Regions from separate parts of the Homo sapiens genome. Here region 2 is linked to region 1. A link is an interaction called in ENCODE POLR2A ChIA-PET data of the cell type or tissue named here. Cell type or tissue: OCI-LY7. All regions are shown on one strand.

The links. ChIA-PET counts read pairs that join two places held together with the same protein. Peaks named below come from ENCODE experiments on the same cell type or tissue, not always from the same donor. Only the 100,000 strongest peaks of a DNase experiment are listed, where the experiment ranks them.
Region 2: POLR2A ChIA-PET joins it to region 1 with 5 read pairs; 3 of 35 experiments call an interaction of 5 or more read pairs at or near these places.

Annotation. Positions count from the first base shown.
Region 1 is chr13:74,502,460-74,504,959 of GRCh38, reverse strand. No RefSeq gene overlaps it. Among named protein-coding and RNA genes, the nearest start is that of LINC00347, 49 kb to the left of the region's middle. In OCI-LY7, no CTCF peak of the experiment used is centred here; a DNase peak (open chromatin) is centred at 1,399.
Region 2 is chr13:74,681,903-74,684,402 of GRCh38, reverse strand. No RefSeq gene overlaps it. Among named protein-coding and RNA genes, the nearest start is that of LINC00347, 130 kb to the right of the region's middle. In OCI-LY7, no CTCF peak of the experiment used is centred here; no DNase peak of the experiment used is centred here.

The sequences.
Region 1 (2,500 bases):
ATATTTAGTGCAATGTGTATTTGTCCCTCCAAGACTCTTAAATACAGAACATTTCCGATTATGTAAAAAGCATAATTTACTTAAGTAATGATTACTTGCTGACTTCTGTGAGGTAAATTTTATATGATGTTGCTCGCATTTTCTATTTTGTCTTTATTTGGGCTGCAGCCGTACCCACCTGATCTGTCATGTGCATTTTCAGTGAGGCTCCCTGAGGTTCTTACAGTGATGAATAAAGGAATCTGCACATTTGTACTACACAGACTTTGCTGATTTAATGAGAGCCATGCCAGTGGTACTAAATCAAGCCTATCATTTCCGAAAGGCTTTGATTTTCGGACATTAATACCAATTACCATGTTTTTGTTGACAAGACAATGAAATATCCAGGATAATATTGGTCAAAATTATATTTACTGAAAGGAGAGGACTAATGTGGACCCCGGTATAGTATTAGCTTTTTTTTTTTAAAGGATAAGATTTTTCTGGAGGGAAAAAGAAACAACTGAAGGAAAAAAACCTTTTCGCTTCCAATGAAAATGGAACATATCTGTACTTTGACTTTTCATTTCATTCAAACCAGACTTGGTAGAACTCAGCAGGGTGGTGCCAGGGACATTCTCCAATTTCCTGGTCTTGTTCTACAGCAGCATATTAAGCTTTTGGAAACATCAATCAGGAGACAGAAAATTGATCTTTCAGCTTTTGAGGTAAGAACAAAAGGTATAGTATTGCCTTTTTTACTTCCTATGTTTTTTCCTCCCCACCTACTACCTGCTGTTCTGTTCCTTCCATCCTTCCCCTATAGATTCCACAATCCCCAGGTGCCATCTGCTTACTGCTCCTCTCTTTTCTTATTCCGGGATTCAATACTGCAGTCCTTATATGATTGTCTGGCCATTCATTCATTTATTCAGTCAATCAGTGGTTAATCAAACATATGAACATGTGTTGTATGTGGTGTTCTTATTATATTAATATTCATGTAATTTGTATAATTTTATGAAATAAGCTCAACTGTTTTACAATGTTGTGGGCATATAGCAGACATCACTATAAAACCATTTTCTGTCATGGGAAGCTTGCCAAAGATGGCAACAATGAAAGCTGGAACTTAAGAGAAATTCAGTGTAGTGTGAGAAATAAAAAAGTGAAGCTATTACTTGCTGGGATCAGTTGTTTTTCTTCTTCCTCTGAAAGCTGGTCTGCAAAGTTTGCTTCAAGAAAATTCAGTAGGTCCACAGCTTCCAGATCCATTTCATCTTCCAGTGGGCTTCCTTTGTCAGGAGCTCAGCCAAGCTGGGAGAGAGTGAGCTAGCTGAGCTGTCAGGTGTCTGAGTAGCCAATTAAGGCAACAAGTCAAAAAAGTGAAAAAGCCAAAGCTTTGATCACTTACTGTGATGGTATAAGCAACAGTCTAAAACCACAGGAAGTACCAACTCTCCCTGTTCCATTTTCACCCATGAGACAATGCACAAATTGAGGGTCAGGTGGATCTGCATAGACGTGGGGGTCATCTCACTGTTAAGGGAGCCCCTAACAAAAGACTTAGGCAGTTTTATAGACTCTGCAGTTGGGAGAGAGGGCAAGGGCTGAGGGTTATGAGTGGAAACGTACTGAGTCCTGAGTCAGAGTTGGGGAAAGTGTCTTCAAGGTTTTCGCTTCTGCCTCCTGTAAGGGGTCCTTGGTAGAGGCAACTGAAGACCTCTACTGTAGGCCTCAAATAAAGAGACCTAGGAATGAAAGCACCTGGGCTAGGACTGTAAATATGTGAAACAGCATGACCTGCCAGAGGGACGCGAGTCCTTACTGCAACTCCTCTCAGAAAGTAATGCACTGGCTTTGCACCATAGTGTGAGGAGGCAGCTTCCTCCTGAATGGCCTGCCAGGTACAGCTTTGGAATTGCCTATGGCCAGGTATGAAAAATCACACATATGTTCTTAACCATGAGCTGAAATCCTCATTCTTTATTTTTCATTTTTGGCCTAGAAAGTAGAGAAAAAGCAACAGAAGTAAAATTTGTGTGTAGATTTGAAGAAGTCCCAGAACACGAAGAGAGAAATTAAAAATGAATTGTCAATGGGTCTGAGAGATGGAGGTATAGAATCCCTGCCCCAATACCGTAGTCTCAATAAAGATATTTTTTGTAATTAGAAAATAGATTTCTTTCATTCTAGCTGAAGCATTCAAGGGGAAAACAGAACAGACAGAGATGTGAAGAATTGCAGTCTCTTACGTGAAAAAGTTCTTTCTACTGCATTCCACTCCCATGAGTTCCTAATCTCTTTAACTATCTCCATCGCTAAGTTGTCTGATTTCATCTTCTCAAAGATGGAGGACACAGATGGACAGAAATGTGTGACATCCTGAGAGAATATCAATTATGGAGTTAGTCCTGAGATCCTTGGACAAGTAACTGAATGTGAGTCTCAGTTTCCTCACCTGTACAATAATGACAGGAATACTGAACTGATAAACCTACAGGACAGTTCTCCAGCA
Region 2 (2,500 bases), 180 kb before region 1:
TTACAAAAGCTGAAGCAGATAGAGTTGAAGGCTTGAGAAGAGGTTAATTAGACTTGAGAAATTATATATTACCTTTAACTTGCAAGTGGTTATGACTCTTAAAATTATAAACAACATTATTTCCTTTTGATAAATCTCTCAATAGCTGACACTATTTGTTGCTTACCTAGCAGTCATTCTCCTATATTTCTTGCTAACTGCACTTCTGTTTTATTGTATTCAGGTGGCAGTATGCCCACGCCATGAATGTCCAAGCTATTTATGGTAATCCTATCCCCCTGCATCAATGTCCACATGAAAGTAACACCATTCTAGTCAATACTACATAAGTAGAAGTATAGGAGATCACTTTCACGAGGGTTTTCCTCCCTTAAAGAAATGAAGGCCACATGAGAAATGATTTCTTTCAATATCTCCCTCACTTCTGCTTCAGTTGCTCCCGTTTAAAAATGTGAAACCTGGAGTTTTGTCAGCCATCTTTCAACCATGAGGTGACCAGCCTGGAGACAAATGTCAGCATGCTGAGAATGCTGAAATAGAAGAATGAAATGAGATTGGGTCTTTGATGACACTACTGAGCCATGGAACAAATTTTGGAAAGCTTGCCCTTAGATGTCTTGCTTGCTTTAGTGAAAATTCAACATCTATTATTGAGCTACTGCTTTTCGATCTTTACACATATGGCTACATATAGAGTTATATTTGTATGGAACACTGGAGTACACAGGGCAGAATCTTCTCAGACAGAAACAAGTTGCTCAAGGACTTCAGTGGCCTCAGGCACCCCCTCCTGGCCAGTTTTACAGTGCCTATGATTAGCACCTCATCTACCTGCAACCTACTCATGGCACACTGTAGCATACCAGTTAAGAAGTTCTTTTGGTTTCAACACATTCTGTAGAGACTGAACACATCCTAATTAAGTTATATACTGAGTACTGATTTAAACTCATGCAAAATATTTCTTGTCATGGAGGTCAACTAACCCATCTATCAAATAGTGTCTAGTAAGAACAGGCTCACCTTTGCGCTACTCTAACGGCCCAAACATGAGCAGAGCTGAGGAACTTCTTGGTCTTCTGGAATACACCTAGAGAGTTGGGTCATAAAGGGAAAATATATTTTACCTCTGTAGTTTTATTGTGTTTTAAATTTAATTACTTTGACTCTTATAATAGGCTAATATATTTAGAGGACATTATTTTTACAGTAAAAACACCTTTAAAGTGTGTGTCTAAGTTACTATTTGAACATCTGGATCCAATTCATAATATGGAAATCACATCAAACCAACTAAGTAAAAAGAATAACTAAAAACAGGTCATGTAACAAAAAGCTCTGAGAATTCAATGAAACCTCAATGTGTTCTCATGACCATCTTTCTAATATACTAAGAAGGTCTGGAGTTATTCCAGTTGCAGAGTTCCCTAATGATGAACTAAGATGACAGTGTTGTACTTACAATGGGTAATTTTTAAAGGGCTTACAAGGTCTTGTGTTCCAAATAAGGACTGTGTTCCCTAAAGAGGGAACATTTCTAAGCATTTCTTATTCATAATTAAATAGGTTTTCTGGCAGCAGACAATGAAATTCACAGGATTTATATTGACTCCTTCTGTTTGGGAATAAATTGTAGACTCCGGATATCTCTGAATCACATTCTGTCCCTCAGATTTTTATTTATTGCTACAAGAGCTGCTGAAGCATAAATTTCTTGGAAACCAAGTACTTTCTTCAGGGAAAATGAGGCATATATCTGGGCTTTTTGAATAATCGTTTCAGTTTATCTAAAGTGTGCGATCTATATATATGGATACATATACACATTAAATATACATATATTTAGTATGTATTTTAATACACATTTCTATGTATATTTTAATATAAATTTCAATTTTTATTTAATTTAGGTATAATCACTTACCTATTAACTTATTCAGCGAAATTATTTAACTCAGGCACCACCATGCGAAAGAGCATCTGTCACTAGTTAAGCCCTAAGGCTTGGATTTGACTACTAAGATTAACATAAGGTGTTGTTGTTGTTGTTGTTGTTTTTGCAAATATCGAATCATCAGCAAACAACGTTTGCAAAGTATGAAACTGTTTAAATGTTGAAATTGGCATTTTTCCTGGTGTTAGTGATTTGGGGTACAGTGTGTCCCATTCTTAATGTATGGATGGGGTAAAAGCTCGTGAAAGCAAGACGCCTGCAGTCATGCCAGCTGGAAACACAATAGTAGCAAACCCTGAAGCCAGCAACACTGCAAGAACTGCCAGGGGAGCAAAGGCTCATCTTCTGTGGCTTTCTGACCAGTGCCAGTTCTTGTGCATGGGTATTGGCTAATTTCCAGAGCAGGCCACAATATCGACTGGCTTTGTGGTACAAAAAAAGAGCTATTTTTTTTCTTCTACTCTTCATCCATGGAGTAGATCTAGTAGGGACAACTATGCTCAGGTTCTCCTAGACCCCCTGCAGAAGATAACAGCTCAGGGAAGA